Linked DNA regions of Homo sapiens: region 1 is linked to region 2. A link is an interaction called in ENCODE POLR2A ChIA-PET data of the cell type or tissue named here. Cell type or tissue: CD4-positive, alpha-beta T cell. All regions are shown on one strand. Each heading gives the region's core, and the rest is flanking DNA. Links, peaks and the distances in the headings are about the cores only.

Region 1 (6,091 bases), core at 992-5,991, 57 kb after region 2:
ACCTCCAGCCAGCTGGAAGGCCGAGCTGAGCATGTCCAGGGAGCAGACGAAGAGGTAGAGGAAGGTGAGCATCAGTGGCACCTTGAGCAGCATGGCGCCAGCCTGGCGCAGCTTGGGGACCAGCCTGGACTCTGGATGGGGGAAGCCATGAGCATAGTGGGCAGAGGCCAGGGCAGGGACTGCTGCCGCCTCTGCCACCCCCAGCCCAGGCCCACCTGGCTTCTGCTCCTCCTCCAGGGCCAGCTTGGCAGGCAGTGGTTCATGGCGCTCCAGGACCTCCCCACAGGGGCAGGTGTGCTCAGCAAGGGCCACAGGGCCCAGGCTGGGGAAGGCATAGGCAGAGGTCCCCGGGATCCTGTGTAGGACTAGGGAGGGAGCCTGGTCAGGAGCCCCAGGGCCCCAAAGTGGGGAGGCGGGGAGGAACAGGCGGGGGAAGTGGCCTCATCCGGGATGTGGGCAACCGTGGGCAACCAGGGTCCAGGGTGTGGGAGCAGCACTTACCCTGAGGGCTGGGCACGTAGGCAAAGGCCGTCCCTCGCATCACATGCCCCCCACGGACTGGGAGTGGGGAGACAGCAGGGGACCCCAGCCTCTCTCCGTAGGACAACATCCTGGGCACCCACTATGAGGTCTGCAGGTCAGTGGGTCTCAGCAACGCTGAATGACAATAGCTGTGTCCGGGACACTCATGCCCACACACCCTCACCTGCACAAACCCCCATGGCGCATGATTCCAAATACACACCTAGCAAAGCACACCCTCCATCCTCACCACACACACACACCCCTCCGAGACTCACACGCACAAACACACACCCAGCAAACCACACCCTCCATCATCACCACCACAGCCCTCCGAGACTCACATGCAGACTCACATGTGCACATCTGTGCTGGGCACCTGCATGTGAGTCTCGGAGGGGTGTGTGTGGTGGTGGTGAGGTGATCATTCATTCACCATTCACTCATTCAATGAGTATTATTGAGCTCTAGCCCAGGCTCCGAACCAGAGGCTTGGATATAGCATTGATAAAAGACACTGAGAACTGAGGACGCCCAGCCTGTTTGGGGCTGGAGGGGGCCAGGGAATACGTGGTGTTGGCAGTGGCTGCAGGTGTGGGCTGGGGCTGGGCCGGGCTTCAGTTTTGCCCACCTGGAGAGCAAGGAGGAGCTGCAGACACCTGCCTTCTCATGGGGTCAGCTGGGCACACACGGAGATCCCCTGGGCCGGATCCCGAGTTCCTGGGTTCCCCTCACAATGAATTCCTTTCCCCATCCACCCCCTCAAGGGGCAATGAACAAACACTGACAGGCTTGCCTCAGCCCCCCCTTGTCCCCGCACTGCCCCAGGAGTCTTGGCTATTGGGGTGGAGTGCCCTGATCTGCCTCAGCACTCCCCGCATTGTCCCAGCGTCCTTGGCTGTTGTAGGGGTGTGAAGAGTTGAATTCAAGTCCTGAAGGAGCAGGAGTCCTTTTTTTTTTTTTTTTTGAGATGGAGTTTCACTCTTACCGCCCAGGCTGGAGTGCAGTGGCACAATCTTGGCTCACTGCAACCTCTGCCTCGTGGGTTCAAGCGATTCTCCTGCCTCAGCCTCCCAAGTAGCTGGGATTACAGGTGCCTGCCACCACACCTGGCTAATTTTTTGTATTTTTAGTGCAAACTCGACCTCAGGTGATCCGCCCACTCGGCTTCCCAAAGTGCTGGGATTACAGGTGGGAGCCACCGCGATTGGCTGGACTGACATGTTATATGGGGCGCGGTGGGGGTGGGCGCAGATAGGACACAGATGAAGGGGCTGGGGTGCTGGGCTGTTTCCTACTCAGAGCTGGGGGTGGGGTTGGGATGTGAGGGTCCTGGGCTCACCTTAGAATTCTGTGTTTCAGCTTCTGCTCAGCAGCTCAATGAAGCCTCCAGGACCCTGAGGAGAACTGAGACCCTCCTCTTTATACTCTTGGGTCAAGGGCAAAGTCCCTGGAACCCTAGCTGCCCTCCCTCTGTCCCCCAATTAACCTCACCCCTGAGATTCCTCCCAGTTAATTGCTAATCGTCAGCTCTGCATGGGGAATCTATGGTCAGGTTCTTCCCATCAACCACGACCCAGACACATCCCCCGCCTGCAGGCAGAGACCCTGATGCCACTCAGCACCTTGTTCCCAGGGTCCCCTCGTTCCTGGCCTGACAGGACTCCCCAGGGAATGACCCAAACATCCTATGGCCTTCGGAGGTTGCAGTGAGCCAAGATCGTGCCACTGCACTCCAGCCTGGGTGACAGAGTGAGACTGTCTCAGAAAAACCAAACCAAACCAAACAAAAACATCCTATGGCCTTGCCAAGCGTCGGGGTGTCTGTAAGTCTCCCAGGGGGAGCTCAGAGGAGAGGGAGTGTGAGATGAGGACCTAAGCTGGAAAGGCCGTGGAATGTTGAATCGTGGCAGGTCTCTAATGCCCGACCATGGGTCCAGGATGTGAGTCTGAGTGAATGTGGAGCCGCTGGCCAGACTGGGATGGGCCTGATCTGCCTTTTAGAATGGCCCCCGGGGTGGAACCCGGATATATGGAAGGGAGCCTGGAAGCGGAGGGGCCAGTTAAGAGGCTAATGGTCCAGGCAGGAGATGATGAGGCCTGAACTCCGATGGGAACGGAGGGGCTGGGGAGGACAGGTGCATCCCAGGGACATCTGACCAGTAGAATTGGTGACGGGGAGGGAGAGAGGAAAAGGAAATAGATGGGAGTCGGGTCTCTGGATCTTTGGCTAGGGCTGGGTTCATGCCCAGGTAGGAGGGTGTCGCTGAGTCACGGAAATGCAATCAGTTCTCAGTTCTTGTGTCAGAATCTCTGGGTCCTTGGGCTTGAAGGTGCTGTTAATGTCACATCGAGTGTCTCCACCTATGAGCAAACTGACACCCCCACAGCGGGCCCAGAGACCCCGGCCCACGTGACCTGTTTCTCTCCATTCCCCCGTGCAGTTCAGACCCTTGGCAGGAGCAGCTGAATCCAAGGTGCTCCTGGTGAACTGGGGGTGTTTCTCCTTTTTAATAAGGTTGTGCTTTTTGATATTTTTGAAGTTTGCCTTCCCTGCTGTCACGGAGCTCTGGGTTTAGTGGGGGAGGCAGTTAGCTATCGATCAAATCCATCAAGAGATATAATTCCAAAATGCTGCTGATTTACACAGCCACCACTTCTAAAGATTTATTTTGGGGCTACAGCCCTAGTGAAAGTGAGAAAATGCTGGATCTGACCAGAGCTGCTGTTGGGACTCATACAAGCAGCAGAGAAGGCAGCTCCATTCCAGCACCAACGTATCTCTTGCCAGCCTCTCTGCCATTTCAGCACCTCCCTGCCTACTGCCTGCCTCCTCCCTGGCCAGTGACAGAGTCTGTGTGTCCCCCTGGGTGGTGAGTCCCACCTTGTCTGTGCACCTGGGCTCTGGCCATGGCCTCCCCAGACCTTTTCTGGGCTGAGAGCCTGCCTGGTTGGGGGTGTCTCGCGTTGAGAAAGGAACCCAGCAGGAGGAGCTGTTTTGGAGGGAAGGTGCCAAGCTCCGTCTGCTCAGGCTTTCTGAGCGGCCTCTGGCACGAGCAGTTGGCTCTGCAAGCCAGAAGCACGCACTGTGCTTCTCACCCCAAACCTGGGCCTCCTCCTTCTTCCTGATCTTGGTGAGCGGCACACCGTCCATCCATCTGGGTCGGGCACCAAGCAGACATCCTTGCTGTTTCCTTCCCCTCCACTTCCTCGTTTCCAACTCAGTCCTCAATTCTCCCAATTTTATTGCTCCAGGAGCTCCCTGATCTTTTGCTGTTAGCCATCTCTGTGGCCACCTCCCTGGACTGGGCCTGTCATCTCCCCTGGGTCATTGCGGTCACTTCCCAAGTGCTCTGTCCATTTCTGCCCTTGCTGCCCCTGATCCATGCTCCAAAGCAGCAGACAGCAATCTTTTCAAAATGCCAAACTAGGCCGGGCGCGGTGGCTCACGCCTGTAATCCCAGCACTTTGGGAGGCCAAGGCAGGTGGATCACCTGAGGTCAGGAGTTCGAGACCAGCCTGGCCAACATGGTGAAACCCCATGTCTACTAAAAATACAAAAAAATTAGCGGGGCGTGGTGGCGGGCACCCGTAATCCCAGTTACTCGGGAGGCTGAGGCAGGAGAATCACTTGAACTCAGGAGGCAGAGGTTGCAGTGAGCCGAGATCGCACATTGCACTCCAGCCTGGGCAACAAGAGCAAAACTCTGTCTCAAAAAGAAAAAAAAAAAAAGGCCAAGTTAATCATGTCACCTCCTCTTCCTTTCGAAACCTGCCCCTGCTAACCACTTAGCATAAAGCCCAGGATCCTATAGTAGCCTGGAAGGACCAGGGTGACTTGGCTTCCTACCTGCTTTGCCAGCCTTAACCCGTGCCTGAGAAACTGTACCCCAGGGAGGACATGTACAGGAGGAGAGAAGGGGCCAGGGCCAAGCCCAGAGGAGCACCCACTTTTTTTTTTTTTGAGACAGAGTCTCGCTCTGTCGCCCAGGCTGGAGTGCAGTGGCGCGATCTCAGCTTACTGAAACCTCTGTCTCCCAGGTTCAAGCGATTCTCCTGGTTCAGCCTTCTGAGTAGCTGGGACTACAGGCACCCGCCACCACGCCCAGCTAATTTTTGTATTTTTAGTAGAGACAGGGTTTCACGATGTTGGCCAGGATGGTCTCGATCTCCTGACCTTGTGATCCACCCGCCTCAGCCTCCTAACGTGCTGGGATTACAGGCGTGAGCCACGGCACCTGGCCAGCACCCACATTTAAGGGAGACTGAGAGGAGCAGCCACGGACCAGGAGGAAGCCACCTCAGAAGCCAGGCTGGACCACATTTTGAGAGAGACACCCTGGTTGGCTGGGTCAAGTGCTGCTAAGATGTCAAGTAATCTGAGAACAGAGAGGCTTTAACAACCAAGGGCTGTCAGCCACCTGGGAGGGCATGTTGGGGGAGGAGTCAGCTTGTGATGGTGTGGGAAGGAGCGGGAGGCGGGGGAGCAGAGACAGCATCGCCAGCGTGAATATGAGACGCTGACATATATTAAATTTCATCACACCAGTGAAAACCATTTCTCCGGGAGAGGCATCACTGCTGAACGGAGAGAGAGAGAACGATCCCAAGAACAAATGTGCACATCCAGGAACTGAGCAAGCTGTGGAGGCTGGCACAACCAGCCGTTTCTGCAATTCTTCAGAGCCATGTGCTCCTTAAATGCACAGTTTGCTGCATGTGGGTTTTCCGCAGGACCTAAAGTTGAAGATGGTCAAGGGAAGAAGAACCCTTGAGCATCTTATGCCGGCATTCACACCAGCACAACTGCCATGCACACAGTCATGAGTGTGCACTGCACACGTCGGGGCGCATCCCCTCCAAATCTCAGGCCTGTAATCCCAGCACTTGGAGGCTGAGGTGGGAGGGTCACTTGAGCCCAGGAGTCCAAGACCAGCCTGGGCAACATAGCAAGACACTGCCTCTAAAAAAATTAATAAATAATTAGCCAGGTGTGGTGGCACGCATCTGTAGCTGGGGAGGCTGAGGTGGGAGGATTGCTGAAATCTGGGAAGGCAAGGCTACAGTGAGCTGTGATTGCACCATTGCCCTCCAGCCTGGGTGACGGAGCGAGACCCTGTGTCAAAAACATAAATAAATAAATAAATAAATAAATAAATAAATAAAAGAGGCTGGGTGCGGTGGCTCACGCCTGTAATCCCAGCACTTTGGGAGGCTAAGGCAGGCAGATCACCTGAGGTCAGGAGTTCGAGACCAGCCTGGCCAACATGGTGAAACCCCGTCTCTACTAAAAATACAAACATTAGCCAGGCGTGGTGCCGCGCACCTGTAATCCCAGCTACTTGGGAGACTGAGGCAAGAGAATTGCTTGAACTCAGGAGGTGAAGGTTGCAGTGAGCCAAGATGATGCCACTGCACTCCAGCCTGGGTGACAAGAGTGAAACTCCATCAAAAAAAAAAGAGTGAGAGAGAGAAAGAAGAAAGGAAGGAAGGAAAGAAGGAAGGAAGAGAAAAAAAGAGACAGAAGAAAGGAAAGAAGAAAAAAAGGAAAGAAACAAGAAAGAGGAGA
Region 2 (16,664 bases), core at 6,738-11,737:
TCCCTTTCCCACGGACCAGAGGTCTCAGACACAGGACCCTTAGGTTGGACACAGTTCTCAGACATGTTTTAAAAACAATCCATGTTCACAATCCATTTTTAAAAACATTCTGATTAATTGCCAACATTTAAAAATCCAGGAGATTTTATATAAAGGTCTGGATTTCTGGTTCATCTTGAAAATTGGACAGTCAGGTCATACCAAGTCCACATTTCACACAGTGACAAAGATTGGAGCTGAGCGGCTCCCTGGCCCGCCTCACTCATTCCATTTCCCCCCTGATCCTTGGAAGCATGTGGGTTTCCAATGCCTGGAGCTAGACTGAGCACCCACAGGCTGCAGCAGTGCATGGACCCATCTTTGCTAAATTTTCTCTCCCACAGCCAAGACTGCAAGCTGAGCAGGCCATGGAGCCCATGAGCCGAGGACCAGGGCTTGGGGTTTTCCCAGGGGACTGAGGCAGCCCTTTGCTGCTTGGTCTCACCGGAGAAAATGGAGGGAGGGAGGAAGTGAAGAAGGGAGGGAGAAAGCTGGCCCCATCCTATAATGCATCTGGGGGAGCAAGAATGTGGCTGATTTAGCTGGAAGAAGGAAAAATGTACCAAGACCCGAAAGACAGGGAATGTCCTCACTGGAGGAAAGTGAAGGAAGAAGGCTCTACAGTTCTTCTCCTGGGTTACAAGAGAAGTTAGCTAGCAGGCAGAGAGGAGCTTTGCCCCCAGAGAAGCCTGCAGTGTAGACTCAGCTCTGCCACTTACTGGTAGTGTGACCTTGGGCAAGTCACTCACCTCCCTGAGCCTCCCTTTAGAGTCTTCATCTCTAAAATGGGGATAATAAACTTACCTTGCGCAACTGTTGTAAAAAAAAATTAGGAGATAATGGATGCAGAGCACTCAACACAGGTCTCACAGAGCAGGAAGGGAATGAAAGGCACCCGTGAGTAATTCCCCAGGCGCCCCTGCCTGCAGGAGACTCAGGCCTGACCTCCAGGGCACCACCCATCTAAGGGCATCTTATGCCAAGGCCTCCAATGCCCCAGATGCCAGTCACCTCTAGGATGCCTCCCCGGATGGGAAAGGAAACCCAAGGACGGTTGTGGTCGCTGGGATCCTGGATCTGAAGCCCGCGGTCGGGGCTGGCATCTGCTGAGTCAGGCCTGGGAGAGCTGGCAGGAGGGCCATTTCTCTCTCCAGCATGATGCCCGCTGAGGGGAGGTTGGGAGGGGAGCCAGAGGTCATTTCCTCTGAGTCAGAGGCCATTCTCCTCCCAGAGGAGCTCCCCTGGCGGACCAGGCACCTCCATGTGGCGCGTGCCTCCCTGCCGGCCAACCTGCATGCTACTCAGTACAGTTGGGGCATTGTGCTCAGACAAGAAAGGGGCACTTGTGATCCAGACAATGGGCTGGGTCGCTCCCATTTGGCCTGGGCTTCAGCTTCCCTGGGTCAGCAATATCCTTTCCTCTGCTCCTGCCCACTCTGCTTCCACCCCTCCCTGGAGAATGGTGGCTAGGAACACGGAGCAGAGACTCACCGCGGGCCCATGCCCGGTTTGGCACGTGCCTCGGCCGTGAGGAGGAGGAGGGATGCAAGCTTCGCTCCTCTACCCTGGTAAGAAACGTCGCCCCTGGGGAACCCAGCTCGGCTCAGGCCATGTCCAGGGCCGGCGCGATTAGGTGGTGGCGGCGGTGGGTGGGTGGGTGGGGGGTCTATGGGCAAAGACCCCAGCGCCAGCCTCCATGCCTCCTCCTCCCGTGACAAGCCCAGGGGCTGGGCCGCCCCCACGTTTGCAGCCACCCCAGGAGCCCTGCTGCGACGACTGCAGCCACGTGGGAGCCAGCTCGTGCCCACGGCCGTTCGCCCCCACCCCCACCCTCGACGGGCTGTGGAGGCAGGCACACCCAGCCGGGCCAGAGGGGCGACATGCCCCCGCCGCGCACCCCTCTCCCCCTGCACCCCCGGGCTGTGGGCCCGCGTCGGGGGAGGGGGGAGGGAGGGGGAGGGGGCGTCGCCGCCCCGCAGTCGTGTTGCCGGGGAGCGCAACCCCGTTGCTGTGGCAACCGTTTCCAAGCGAACTGGTGGCGGCTCGCGCCCCGTTCCGGCTCCCTCGCTCACTGGCGCTCTCCCTCCCTCCGGTGTGGACTGGGGGAGGGGCTGCTCGCGGCCCGGGCGGGGGACCGGGGCGGCGACCCGGGGCCAGGGCGCTGAGCCGCCCGCGGGGAAGGGCTCAGTCCTGGGACCATCTTCCGCCCGCGCTCCGTGCCCGCCCGGCCCGCAGCCGCCGCGGTACTCACGGGCCCAGGCATCCTCCTCGAGCTCGTTCTCCTGGCTCGGGGCGAGCAGCGCGGGCCCAGCGGACAGAGCCCCGGGCCTGCGGGGGGAGGCGGCGGCGGCCCGGGGGAGCAGACAGTGGCAGCGAAAGCGGCTCCGAGCGCTGGGCTGGAGGCGCGGGGCGCGCGCACGGGCGCGTACACGGCGGGTGCTGAGCCCGGCGTGCGCGCGCGCGGCAGCCGGCAGAGGGCCCCGCACCCCCAGCCACACGCCGCGAGGAGGCTGCCCCCGGAGGGAAGGAGGGGGAGGACGGTCACCCACCTGCGGCGCCGAGACCCGGTTCTCCAGCCCGCCGGGCTCACACCCGCCAGGGCACCCTCACAGGGGAGGCACACGCCGGCCGACCCGGTCCACACTCCAGGCTGGAGCCCAGGCCACACCGGTCGTGCACGCTGGATGCACAGCCAGGCAGCTGAGGTCGAGAACCCGGACGCGCACACAGCTCAGCTCGGAGAGCACACACATGTCCAGGTCCCCGTCACATCCTGACAGGCGCTGCGCACACGCAGTGGGCAGGGGCCCCCGAGCAGGCAGGCACCCCAACGTGGCTCCCTCCCAACTCACGACCCCTCTCGCTAGGTGCCCAGCAGGCGTACACCACCACATGCCTACTAGGAAGCCACGGGGAGGAGGACCTAGTGCCGAACCCACAGCCCTGGCCTCCGTGGACATGCCTCCCCCCTACCCCAGCAGGGAACAGATGACCCCTAGAGAGCGCCCCACTGTCTACCCCGAGGTCCAAGCTTGCAGAGGCCACTCTGAAGTTGGCTGTCCATCGGCCTCTTAACTGGGCTGTTTTTCGTCCAACTTCTCTACTGCACTTAAGATGATTTGCCAAAAACCCCTCCACCACCATATTAGCTGGAACATTTGGGGTTGAAGTGACAGAACTCCCAAACAAATAGGTTTGAGCTGTACCCCGTCTCTACCAAAAAAAAAAAAAAATCTGCACGCCTGTGGAGAATCGCTTGAATCCGGGAGGCAGAGGTTGCAGTGAGCCGAGATCACGCCACCGCACTCCAGCCTAAGGGAGGGGGTGAGACCCTGTCTCAAAAAAAAAAAGAGAAAGAAGAAAGAGAAAGGACAGAAAGAAAGAAAAATAAAAGAGAAAGAAAGAAGAAAGGAAAGAAAGAAAAGAAAGAAAAAGAGAAAGAAAAGAAAAAGCTTTGAGCTCAAAGGGGACTGGTTCATGCAACTGGCAAGTCCCAGGGTAGATTCTAGCTTTGGTCACAGTTGCTTCCAGGTGTTCCCGCAATGGTGTCAGGCACGTATCTGCTTCTGTTTGCATCACTCTCAGGCAAGCTCACCCCAAGAAGTAGCGAGGACAACCCCAACAGCCCTAGGCTCATATCCTGCCATCTATCCCTGGAGGAAAACGGAACCCCAATTCCTTCCCCATCATTTGAGCAAAATACAAGCAAACAACTCCATGAATGATTCTTTTTGGACTCATTTGGGCTGAGTCTCTATCAGTGAACCAATCTAAGTGCCTGTGTGTTAAGGGAGAGGATATGTGCTCCTTATGCAAAGGGAATGGCCTCCCAGTACCCGCTCCCTTTTCTTTGTATACAGGCACCCTGATTTCAATGGGGGAATCACTGCCCCACGGGTGCCATCCTGGTGAAACTGTGAACCCAAGTGCCCTGCTCCCTGACAGTGCACAGCAGGCAGGTATCCAGCCTGGCCACTCAGACTCCTTGAGTTTGCAACTGGGCTCAAAGAGGCAAAACCAAATGGCTCTATCATCTTGGTTCTGGTGGGTGTCTCCTGATGAGAATGGAGCCCACAACTAAGACCCCGAAGCTCCTCCATATCCTTGGAACACCTTCTAAGTTAGCGGGAGGACAGTTCTGTCACTTGCAACATTCCCACCTGGCTCTCTCACTCTAGGTATGTGTGTGGAGTATGCGTGTGCAGGGGGTGCAAGCCCAGCCCCGTCTAAACCACATGGACAGAGACTGGGGGTGCTTTTGTACATGCTGGAGCAAACACCCCAACACAACCAGTAAAAACCCTTCAGGGAATCCCCTACCTTCCAGATGAGGCCCCATCTGGGCCTTAACCCTGTGATCCTTAATCTAGCTTTCAAAGCTGGCTGTGTCTCACTGACTTCAGCTCCAGCCATTCCTTGCTTCCACCCCTGGCCTCCCATGCTCAGCCATCCTAAACCACTAAAGCCCTAGACCATCCATCTGGCTCCTCTACTTGGGTACATCTGACCCTGTGTCCTGGAGGGCACCAATTCTGACACCTTCAGGGTCAAGGGGCCTCCCTGTTTGGTGCTGCCCCACCCCCAACCCTGTCAGCTCTAGAATCCTCTCTTCCACAGTGCTGATCACACTGGGTCCCGCTGTTCCCACGTCTGCCTCCCTACCAGACTGAGCTCCAAGCTGCCAGGGGCCTCGTCTCCATCTGGGTCCCAGTTCCCACCATAGAGCTGGGCATGGAGGACAGCTCAGGGAAGCTTCTTGGGAAATGAATTCTGGGAGTTCCCTCTGCCAAGGACCCACTGTGTTAAGAGCTTTAAGGTGAGTTTAACCCTAGCCAAGAAGTTCCCTGGATGCCTCCCTAGCCCAAGGGGGAGCTGGCCAGGGTGTCCTGATCCAGGTGCAGGCAGAGTGCCTCAGGGTCCTGCACATCCACCTGGCACGCGCTCTCTTGCATACCTGCCCAGGGCTGGGCTTTGGTATGACATGCTAACACCTACCTAAAAATCCCCCACTCCCACCTCATAACAGCCTGGGGCAGAGGGGCAAACCCACCCCAGGCTCCTTTCTCATGATACATGGGTAGGATCCAGCTTTCCCATCATTACCTGGTTTCCTCCCCACCCTGCAATGGCCACTTAACCAGTTGGAAGACCTTGAGCAGGTCCCCACTCCCCTTACTTCCCTTAGGTTGGTGGGAAGCAGCAGGCACTCCACATGTCATGAGTGGGGCCACAAAAGGCCCCTTCTGCCAGGCTGCTGGCTTGGCACCTTCTGGCTGTGCTTAAGCCAGGTGGTTAGTTTGGTACTCAGCACCACTCCCCAGCAGGTGGGAGTCCTGCGGTGGCTTGGGAACTCAAGGGGCTGGCTGGCTGCTTTGGTGGATTCTCACAGCTGCCCAGAAAGGTGATGGGTCTTACACCTACCTTTCCATATCAGGGAAGCGCCTGTGCAGGGCCAACTTGAAAAGTGGCCAGGCTGGGGCTTGAACCTGGAACTGTCAGCTACAAAGCTCACATGGCTCCTGCAGCACTGGGTGCCCAGTCCAGAGGCCAGGAACAAGCTTGATGGGGCTTACGGGGCATTCTCAGGGAGCTGGGGACACTGGGAGTCTATAGAGCAGTGATGGGGTTGCCAGATCTGGGACAGACTGGTAGGCAACAAGCTCTCAGCCCCAGAGCCCAGGCAGGAAGCTCCCCTTGAGTGCCTCCCAGTCCCCCTTCCTCCCAGGTGAATGTCCACTTCGAGGCCGGCTCAACCACCGTCTTCAGAGAACTCTCCCACACTGGCCACAGCCTATCTGCCAGCGTCACCCACTGTCTAGGTCTTTGCCCATAATGTGTCAAGGGCAAAACAGAGGGGTGGATATGATGCACGTGCCTCAGCCCGGGGCCCGTACATGGCTGGCGTCCAGGTAACGCAGGCCTGGGGCAGACATTCCTTACACAGCTCCCACCCTACTCTTACGTCCACATTTAGGCAGCCAGGCCACCTTAGCCTTGGAGGGGAGGACACCAACGGGGCCCGCCTTACCAGCAGTCAGAAACAGACCCACATCCCAGTGGGTACCCAAGGCTTCTTTCCTTAGGCCCCATCCCATTTAGGAAGTTGGGAAACCCACTGGGTGAGCCCAAAGGCTACCAAAGCCTGGCTGTCTGGAGAGGCTAGTTCAGAGTCAGCCCTGGGGGCTCCTGGGCCTCGGAAGGGCACACCCTGCTTCCCTCCAGGCCCACCTCCAATCCCTTCCCGCTTCCAGCTGGGCCAGGGGAGCAGGAAGACCCCTGGAGCACCGGAAGCAAGAAAGAGGCAGGCAGGGGCGGCTAGCCAGGTTTGTGCTCGGACTATTCACACAGAGACATGTGGCAGCTTACGTTGGACAAAACGAGTAATAAAAATTGGCTTTAAATATGGAAAAAACAGGGCCCTGTAATCCCATGCTACCCTAACACTGGGACCAGGATGGCCATCACAGTCTGGGAAGGGCCAGGGCTGGGACCTGGGGCACAGGCACAGCCTCGCCCTATCCCCTTCACCCACACAGGTACACACGCGCGCGCACGCACCCCACAGGCGCACACAGGAAGGGGCGGATTATTGCTGGGCACATGTGTCTATTGTTATGAGGGGAGTCCGGAATGTTTGAGGGTTGACCAGGGATGCCCCACCCCCTCCTAGGGGCTGGGCTTGGGCGTTTCTGAAAGAGGTGTCTGCAGGACAGAGCCCAGTATCAGGGACCAGGCTGTGGGAGCTGGAAGGCAGAGGCAGACCTATCTGGGCCGGCCGGGGCAGTGGGCTGATGGGTATCACAGGCAGCCCAATCTCTGGCCACTTTGGCACAGGCCTAGGGCATACAGAGGCCCCAGACCCAGCGCTGACAAGCACTGAGAAGGGACAGCTTTGGGCCCCAGAGGGTAGCAGCCTGAGCCCAGGGCAGCAGGGGGAGGCACGAGTCTTACTCAGAGGCCGGGGTGGCCAGCACAGTGCTGAAGGCTCAGGGGTGTGACCACCCTCAGCCATCCAAGCTGGGCCAGAGGAGCCTTGAGTTTGGCAGTGGCTCCTCTGCCAGCTCCCGCTCTCCCAGCCAGGGCTGGCTGCCCCCAGGAGCCAAGGCGGGGGCGCCAGGTCTGCGGCGGGAATTAAGAATGCTCTGGTCGCTATATACATTCGTACAAATACATAAATACAGAAAGCCCCGAGCTCCACGGAGAAGAGCTGAAGGGACGCACCTTTGTCCCAGGGATGGCCCAGGCCCTGCCAAACTCAGCCAGGCCAGGGGCTGAGGGACGGAGGACACTGGGGACAGCTCCGTCTGTGTTCCCCAGGCCACGACTTGAGTGGACAATGGGGAAGATCACTGTGCAAAACTGTAAACGGCGCTCGGAGTAGCTGCTACCGCCAACTGCTGGTGGGGGCCTCGGGCTGGGGGCTAGAGGCGGGTGGGGAGCTCTTCCTCGCTGTCGCTGCAGTTTCCACAGCAATCCTGGAGGGACGGGGAAGACACGGAGGGAGGGAGAGAGGCAGAGCAGGTGCCATTAACCACGAGGGACGTCACATGGGGCCGACCCTGCCAGGGCAGGCCAGGAGCTGCCTGAGGGGTGCACTCTGGGGAGGGGCCTCTCCACAAGGAGCCTGGAGCAGCAGCTCAGGCCACACGTGGGTGGGCGTCATTGCAGAGGCTGCCGGCAACAGACTGAAGTAAGGGGGCTGGGTAGATCCCACGGTCTGCCAGGGCAAGGCCTCTGCCCAGCCCTCTCCCCTGGGGCTGGCAGAGACAGGGCACGGGGAGACAAGCGAAGCAAAGCTGGCAGCTCGAAGGGGCCAGGGTGCAGGGGATCAAAGCAGTGGGCAGGGGGAGTGGGGCGGGCACCAGACTTCTTTCTCCCACATCTTGCCTTTGCCATGGAAGGGCTGCCCGTGGCTCCCCGAGGCCAGGCAGCAAGGCCAACCCACGGGGAGCCCACACTGCTCACCTCTGGAAAGAGAAAAGAGGCCATGAGCCCAGCCAGGGGTGGGGGACAGGCGGGAATGAGGCCAGAGACCCTGGGCACCACAACAGGACTGGAGGACGCCCACTCCCAGCGCATGCGGGCACCGGCTCTGCCTCCCACCCACCGTCCCCTGGAGCCAGGTTAGGGGCCCAGGTAGGCCGCTGCTGGGGCTTACTTGGCGACTGAAGAGTCTCTGCAGCAGTCCCTTTTTAGGAGGTGCAGGTGGCTGGCCCTTCCAGTCCAGGTCTGGGGGAACTGAGCCATCCAGCCCAAAGACATTCAGCTCTTGGAAGCACTCGGTCTCCACCATCTGCTGAGGAGCAGGCGGCTGTGACAGCTGTCCCCAGGGCAGCCTCCTGGAGCCCACCCCACCAGCAGGGCAGGCCCCCACCTCGTTCTGCCAGGGGATGGGCACACTGCCTGTGGCAAACTTCTGGTAGAAGTCCTGGTCGGTAGGCTCCAGCTCCACGCCCTTGACCGTAGAGAACTGTTCAATGTCCAGAACATCCTTGCAGTAAATGGCCTGGGGCTGGTGGGACAGAGGCAACGGTCAGATAGGAAACACACACACGCACACGCGAAGGCAGCTCAGCCCTGATTCTGCCTCGGGTCTTGGCCTAGTGCTGCCTGACACCAGCAGCTCTCTGATTTGGAGAAACCAGGTGCCCCACGCACTTCCTAAGTGGGGCAGGCCCTTCTCTCCGAAGCCTGGTTTTCCCCTCTGTGAACTGCGTACGTTATTCCTCACTGCTCAATGACTGTGAGGCTGTGTAAAGGCCAATGCCAGGCACCTCCTTCGCCTGCCCACAGCTTCCTGGGTATGCAGTTGGGGCGGGGAGTACAGGCTGAATCTCAGCCGGCCCCTCCGCTGGGCACCACCACGCAGAGCCTGGAGCTGGTGACTCCCTGGCTCCCCGCCCTGCGATGACCTGGGACTTGCCGTCTTCTCTCCCAGCCAATCAGAGGACTGGCACGGTCTCCCACTGCTCCACCTCCCCAGACCCACACTGGGAGCCCACCTCAGCTCCAGGCGGCCACCTTCTTTTTTTATCTTAACATTGTTTTCTAAATCCTTCAATTAAGATGTCAATTAAAATCATTGTCATGTAAAATGGTACAGCTGCTTTGGAAAACAGTCTGGCAGTTCCCCAAAAGCTTAAACATCATTACCATATGACCTAGTAATTCTACTCCTAGGTATAGACCAAGAGAAATGGCGGCATCTGCACACACAAAAACTTGTACAGGAATGTTCACAGCAGCAATAACAGCCAAAAAGTGGGAACAATCTTAATGTCTACCAACTGACGAACAGGTAAGGAAAATGTGGTCTATCCATGCAATGGAATATTATTCAGCCTTAAAAAGGTATGAAGCACTGATCTATGCTACAACATGGATGAACCTTGAAGATACTATGCTAAGTGAAAGAAGCCAGGCACAGAGGATCACATACTATGTGATGCCATAGCTATGACATGTCCAGAGTAGGCAAACAGAGAGAGACACAGAGTAGACTGGTGATTGCTAGGAGCAGCGGGAGGGAAGCATGGGGAATGGCTGCTAAGGGTATGGGTTTTTTTTTTTTTTGCAGAGTGGGGCAGGTAATGAACACACTCAAGAATTTATCGTGGTGCTGACTGCATAATTAAAAAGCCAATGAATTGCACTTTTTTTTTTTTTTTTTGAGATGGGAGTTTTGCTCTTGTTGCCCAGCCTGGAGTGCAATGGTGTGATCTCAGCTCACTGCAACCTCCGCCTCCTAGGTTCAAGCGATTCTCCTGCCTCAGCCTCCCAAGTAGGTGAGATTACCGGCATGCGCCACCACGTCCAGCTAATTTTTGTATTTTTAGTAGAGACGGGGGTTTCACCTTGTTGGCCAGGCTGGTCTTGAACTCCTGACCTCAGGTGATCCACTCACCTTGGCCTCCCAAAGTGCTGGGATTACAGGCATGAGCCACCACGCCCAGCCGAATTGTACACTTTAAATGGGTGAATTGTATGGTATATAAATCATATAAATTAAACTCAATAGAGCTGTTAAAAAAATATCATCAAGCTTGCTTTTTCATCTACTGCTTCCACAAAGTTAAACTCCAGGGCACTGATTTTATCTCCGACTTTGAATGGAAGATCCAGAGGCAGTGTAGTTATTTCAAGGTTAAATGAGATGATGTACACAGGAAACAGAACAGACTGAGTGGCAGTGCCAGCCTCAGGGGCGAGCTGATGAAAGTCAGGCTCTCTTAGTTCAAGTAAGTGCCTCTGACAGGGCCCACCTTTGCTTTGGAAAACAGTCTGGCAGTTCCCCAAAAGGTTAAACATAGTTACCATATGACCTGGTAATTCTACTTCTAGGTATAGACCAAGAGGTATGGAGGCCAAGGCGAGCAGATTACTTGAGGTCAGGAGTTCGAGACCAGCCTGGCCAGCGGTTCCAGTGAGGCCCATGTGAGGCAGTCACTCAGGGCAGTAGCCCCCTCACTGGCCTCCCCACTTCCACTCACACCCACTATGGCCCACTCCCCACACCTCACATTCCTGCCCAGGGTCCCCCAGCGGTCCCATCTTGCTGAGAACCTGCCGGCACTCCTCTTTGCCTGCACGGGCTCACTCAGCCACACAGGTGTCCTCGCGGCTGCTCCACCTCACAGGGCTGGCCCCTGCCTCAGGACTGCAATACCCGGCTGTTTCTTCTGCCTGGAATGCTCACACCCCAAACCTTGGCATGGCTCTCCGCTTCACATATTTTACATTTCTGCACCAGCATCACCTCCCCAGAGACCACGGTGTCTAAAAGCGCTCCCCCCACCATCATTCTCTGCCATCTTCGTAGCTTGCTTTAGTTTTCTTTTTTTTTTGAGATGAAGTTTCACTCTTGTTGCCCAGGCTGGAGTGCAATGCGCGATCTCAACTCACCGCAACCTCCTCCTCTTGGGTTCAAGCGATTCTCCTGCCTCAGTCTGCCGAGTAGCTGGGATTACAGGCATGCGCCACCATGCCCAGCTAATTTTGTATTTTTAGTAGAGATGGGGTTTCTCCATGTTGGTCAGGCTGGTCTTCGAACTCCCAACCTCAGGTGATCCGCCTGCCTCAGCCTCCCAAAGTGCTGGGATTACAGCGTGAGCCACCGCACCCAGCCGCTTGCTTTAGTTTTCTTTGTCACACTTAACATTACCTGGAATTCCTTCTGGCTTACGGGTTTGTTTGGGTGTGTCTCCCACTAGAATGTAAGGGCAGGACTGGCTCCAGTGGGCCTCATTATCTCCAGGGTCTGGCATAAATGGGCACTCAGCTATTTGCTGAATCAATAAACGTGTGTGTCATTGACAGCTATCAACCTGGCCTGCCCTGCCCATCCTTCGGGCCTCTCCAGTGTTCCTGGTGAACCGTTAATTACAGGACCAGTCCTCATAGACATGGGAAGGGGAAAGCACATGACCTCATCTTAGCCAATCAGAACCTTCCCTATGACTGTCACACAGAGAAGCCTAATTCAGGGGGAGGGAAAGAGTCAACAGGTTGAAGGCCAGGCAAGAGCTGGAGAATCGTGGCACACAGCAGGAAACCCTGGAGCTGGCCCTACTTTGGGACTTTCTGGCCAAATGAACCAATACACTCCACGGTGAGCTTAAGTGAGTTTAGGTTGGTTTTCTGCCACCCGGACTCTGACAACTAGAGGATACTCTTGCCTGCTGGGTGCCTGGCCCACTGAGATGCTCAGTTAACAGGTGAGACTCCATAAGGAAAAGTGACCACCCACAGAAGGATGGCCAGCCCAACAGCCCCTCCCACTGCTGGCAATTGCATTGTAGTTTTCCTCTGGGGAACTGAGCTCCCCCATTGGTGCAGGTTCGGGTGGGTGTATGATCTGGGTGTGGCCAGTGAGGGGCCTCTGAGCAATGAGAGGCAATGGGCATCAGCTTTGGGACTTCTTTTCCCCCATGAGGATTTCTTTTGAAATTATTGGGCAAGGGCAGGCGCGATGGCTCACTCCTGTAATCCCAGCACTTTGGGAGGCCGAGGCAAGAGGATCACCTGAGGTCAGGATTTCAAGACCAGCCTGGCCAACATGGTGAAACCTCATCTCTACTAAAAATACAAAAATTAGCCGGGCATGGTGGTGGGCGCCTGTAATCCCAGCTACTCAGGAGGCTGAGGCAGGAGAATCGCTTGAACCTGGGAGGCAGAGGTTGCAGGGAGCCAAGATCTCACCACTGCACTCCAGCCTCGGGGACAGAGCAAGACCCTGTCTCCAAAAAGAAAAGAAAAGGAAGAAAGGAAAGAAAGGAAAAAAGAAGGGAAAAAAGAACGAAGGAAGGAAGGAGAGGAGAGGAGAAGAGAAAAGAGAAGAGAAGCTCTCTGTCTACTGTGGTGGCTGAGCTGCTGGGGCCCACTGCTGCCGCACCATGGGGAGAGCTACCCCAATATGAAGACTACACACTCAACGGTACAGTGAGGGGAAGGAGAGAGAGTTCCTAGGACATTGTCAGAGGCTCCAAGCCCCATCCAGGCATGCCACAAGCCAGACCCATCCTGGGGCTTTTCCTTTTTGTGAATTATCTTTATTTCTGTGGCTAAGCCACTAGATTGTTTTTTCTGCCACTTGCACTGGAAGCATCCTGGCTGATACTACAAGAGCCCCTGAGCCCCAGCCCTGGCTGGGCCCCGCCCTCAGCAGGAGTGGGCTGCACTCACGTCAGGCTTGAACGGCGGCTCCAGCATGCCAGCTCCCAGCCGCTTGAAGTTCAGCTTCTTAAAGAGGGGGTGCTCCTTCACCTCGCGGGCACTGCCCCCACGACACCCCAGGCGTTCGGCAGGGTCCTTGCAGAGGAGCTGTGGCAGGGGTGAGTCGGCCAGGCAGGCCAGGCAGGTGAGTGGGTGGGAGGGAGGGAAAGGTGCATCCACCCCAGCCCTGGCTGGCCAGGCTTCTGTGAGCTGCCGTACCTGTGAGCAAAGTGAGCGGGCCTGCGGGGAAAAGCGCTCGGAATACTCCTCGGGGACCTCCTTCACCAGCCGCTCCACCTCCTCCCGCTTGATCTTCTTCTTCCTCTGCTGGAAGGGCGACTGGCCTGCGATCATCTCGTACAGGAGGCAGCCGAGCGCCCACCAGTCAGGGCTGAACGTGTACCGTTCATTCTTCACCACCTCCGGAGCTGGGCGGGCGGCATGGGAGTTAGGGCTGGGCAGGAGGCGGGCAGTGGACCCTCAGGCCCCAGGAACGCCAGTGCACGTTAGGTCTGGGATACACTCACACCCGCTGGCCAGGGGGGACCTTGGCCAGTAGGAGAGCACAGGCCCCATCAAGCGGGGTGAATACGGCCCTGCAGGAGGCCGCGCCCAGGGTCCCCGGGTCTTCAGATTTTACACAAGAAGTCAGAAATCTGTATTTTGTATGTGAAACCATCTGGCTTACTAAAAACAGTTTGACTTAAACACAAATGTAGGCCAAATTGGGCCCATGTGGCTACCATTTTGCAACTTCTGGATTTAATATCAGCGAGAAGAAGGAAACTCCTATTTTCTGAATACCTCCTACCTGCCAGGGCAGCCCTGTGGGGAGTTTTCCCTGAACTCTCCCTTTTCATCTTCCAGGCAGCCCTGGGAGGCAGGTATGATGAGTGTTTTCCAGTGGAGCAGAGTGAGGCCGGGAGCAGCGGAGTGTCTGGTTCAAGGCCACGCAACCGGCAAGAGGCGGAGCCTGCAGAGCCAGGACTCTGCCTCCTGCGTCTCTCGGTCTCCAGGTGGAATGTGGGGCCTCATGTTGGCCCCTCCACTGGCCTCCCTCACAGATGGGCACAGGGAGGGCAGGGACTGGGGCCACGGAAACAGGTTTGGGTCTCTCTCCTCCATCCCCCGGTAGCCACCTGCAGGCTCAGCCATAGCAGGGTTTAATAAGTATTCAGCAAATGAACGACATGGCTTCACAACTGTGTGCGGCCCCGGCTGAGTCTTGGTCTCCTAACCTCTAGAAGAGGAGCATCGGCATGGGCCCTTTCTACTGAGGCCCCTTTTGAGAGAAGACTCCCAGACAGAAGTGGGTGTGGCTGGGTGGGTGGATAGTGAGGGAACCCAGGAGGCTAGTGGGCCGGGCAGAGAAGACTCACCCATGTAACCCACGGTGCCCACACGCCCTTTGATGGTCTGGCCCTCGGGCACATGCACAGCTAGTCCCAGGTCAGAGATGCGGATGTGGCCTGAGTGTGGGTGGAGAAACAGGTGGACCCGTTAACAGGCCAGGCCTCTGCATCTCACCCCACCCTGACCCACCCCAGGCACCCTTACACACCGTGGTCATCCAGCAAGATGTTCTCGGGCTTCAGGTCCCTGTGCAGAGAGAAGAGCAGGGTCAGATGCTGCTCAGTTTGCCAGGGAGTCAGAAGGGGCCAGCCCCCCCAGCTCACTCGCCTCCGGGGGCCAGGTGTGGAGCAAGGTGCGAGACTCATTTGCTGCCAGGGCGACAGACAGCCCTGCTCTCCCTGGCAACAGCCCGGACTCAAGGGAGCAGAGGAAGGATCTAGAGCCAGGACTCCCAGGACTCTCTAGATGAGTGGAAGACAGCTCCACCCCGGAGGGGCCTCCCCAGTGGAGACCAAGGAGTCTCCACCCCTTGGTGACTGACTCTGCCTTTCCTCTCTATCAAATGGGACTACTCATCCGTCCCCTGACTAGGCTGTTGTGAGGTTCACAGGAAGTCGGCAACAATCAGAGCCAGGGTTCTCTCTTACCCAGCCCCATGTGCCAGGCACTCTGTACTTAGCTCACTGGGCCCCTCCAGTAGGAAGTTGGGCCTACTTCTAACAACCTGGGAAGTAGGAATTATAGTCTCTGCTTCCTAGAAAAGGAAGCAGTGTTGGGAGCAGGGAGCTCCTGGCCCAAGGTCACACGGTGGGGGGTGGAGGGGTGACAAAGTCAGGATACCCCGTGGGTCCAGCAGAGCCCAAAGCCTAGGTCTGGGCTACTCAGGTTGGCCTGGCGTGTGAGTTAAGCCGGTGCCACAGCCCCCAAACCAATGTCCTTCTGTAGTCTGGCCTGATCGGCAGCCTTGGCCACCCCCGTCCAGGCCCAGCTGCAGTCGCTGGCAGGGAAGGACTAAGCCCCTGGGGTGGCCGAGCCCTCCCCACCTGTACACGATGCGCTCCCGGTGCAGGTCCTCCAGGCCACAGCAGATCTCGGCGGCGTAGAAGACGGCCCGCGCTTCGGGGAAGCCAGCCTGGCCCATGTGGTAGATGTGGAACTTGAGGTCGCCCCCGTTCATCAGTGTCAGCACCAGGCACAGCGCGTCCTTGGTCTCATAGGCGTAGGCCAAGCTCACCTGTGGCCGAGGGGACCCGAGCCCTCAGGCAGGAGCTGCGGGGCGCTTGGCGGCAGGGCTGCCCAAAAAAGCCTTCTCGGTGCCACTCCTTGGGCCCAGCCTGCTCCCCAAGCCTGGTGTCAACACCCCAAACCCGCCCTTCCTGGCATCCCACATGGGAGGGTGGGGCCTGGGGGGTGGGGACGGTCGGTGCGCCAGTGTGGCCAAGGGGAAGGGAGAGTCTCCTTCTGTACTTACTACAAACCTACTGTTCACTTTCTCCAGGATCTGCTTCTCGTTCAGCGCCATGGCCTCCCCTTTCCGCTTCTTGATCCGCTTTTTCTCTAGCTTCTTGCAGGCATACATCTTACCTGTGGCCCGCACCTGGCAGGCGCACACCTGTGGCCAGACAGACAGGGGCGAATGGGGGCCAGCTGTGCCATTGCTGGGCATCCAGGGGGTGGTCCAGGTCCCAACACACCCACCCTATTCACTCTCCCAGGGGCTCTGGCCTGGCCACTCACCTCCCCAAAGCCACCTTTGCCCAGGACTCGGTATTGCCTGAAGGTGTTTTTGGTCACTGGCTGCCTGTGGCAAGGGGTGGGGAAGCAAACGCTGGCTGAGCAGGAGAGCCCAAGGCCTATGAAGAACCCCGGCGACCTGGCCTGTCCCGGCCCAGCCTTCAGGGAGCTCACCTTTCCAGCCACTTCCACTGCAGGAAACGGTTGAAGTAGATGCTGTCGAGGTAGTCGGCAAAAGGGGCCACGCTCAGGTACTCGTGGGTCAGCCTGTTGAGGAAAGGCAGGCCCAGCTCACCCGCCAGCCCCTGACACCTCAGGCTCTTGGCTTGCTGGGCCAGGCCTCCCGTTCTGTACAGGCTTAGCCCACAGGTATCGTCGTCGGCCAGTCCTCCTGCTAACCCCTGAGCGGGGAGACACACAGCCTGTGCTGAAGCTGTGGGTGCTACTGAGAGGGGAGGCAGCCTGCTCAGGTCACACAGCAGGGGCAAGGCCAGGGCTGGGCAGCTGAGCTCCCTCACCAGCCACCGAGCTGTTCACAGTCTTCCTGGCCCCCAGAAGCCCCCTCCGCTGGGCATAATTCCAGGCTTGTGGGCAGGGACAGGCTTACCGGGTGAGTTCCTGGAAAAGGTCTTTGCAGGGACCCTGCTCCAGCCGCTGGGTGCAGTTCGTCACCAGCTGCCGGGGGACCTCAGGGATGAGGTCAGGACCCTGGGAACAAGCCCCAGACAGGTCAGTGCAGGGGCTCCCTTGGATGGCTGCCCACTTCCAGGGGAGAGGGGTCAGGCAACTCGGGCTGGTGCCATGAGAGGCTGCAGGCCAGGGTGTGC

Evidence for each region. Peaks named below come from ENCODE experiments on the same cell type or tissue, not always from the same donor. Only the 100,000 strongest peaks of a DNase experiment are listed, where the experiment ranks them.
Region 1: POLR2A ChIA-PET joins it to region 2 with 6 read pairs; 30 of 35 experiments call an interaction of 5 or more read pairs at or near these places.

What each region holds. Positions count from the first base shown.
Region 1 is chr5:177,380,261-177,386,351 of GRCh38, reverse strand. SLC34A1 (solute carrier family 34 member 1) reads right to left here and starts at 1,918. Exons shown (of 13, transcript NM_003052.5): 1 at 1,865-1,918; 2 at 502-657; 3 at 216-365; 4 at 3-131. The coding sequence starts at 610. In CD4-positive, alpha-beta T cell, for the core only: no CTCF peak of the experiment used is centred there; a DNase peak (open chromatin) is centred at 3,541.
Region 2 is chr5:177,432,587-177,449,250 of GRCh38, reverse strand. It overlaps GRK6 (G protein-coupled receptor kinase 6), which reads right to left. Exons shown (of 16, transcript NM_001004106.3): 5 at 16,445-16,545; 6 at 16,012-16,104; 7 at 15,841-15,904; 8 at 15,575-15,715; 9 at 15,147-15,337; 10 at 14,312-14,349; 11 at 14,130-14,219; 12 at 12,970-13,178; 13 at 12,721-12,858; 14 at 8,414-8,551; 15 at 8,198-8,332; 16 at 6,360-7,514. The coding sequence ends at 7,461. PRR7-AS1 (PRR7 antisense RNA 1) reads left to right here and starts at 1,307. Exons shown (of 3, transcript NR_038916.1): 1 at 1,307-1,607; 2 at 9,220-9,337; 3 at 10,381-11,362. It overlaps PRR7 (proline rich 7, synaptic), which reads right to left and starts at 2,437. Exons shown (of 4, transcript NM_030567.5): 1 at 2,291-2,437. RefSeq lists enhancers at 1-114, 1,152-1,780, 7,917-8,613 and a silencer at 1,723-2,812. In CD4-positive, alpha-beta T cell, for the core only: no CTCF peak of the experiment used is centred there; a DNase peak (open chromatin) is centred at 8,750; H3K27ac peaks cover 2,259 bases.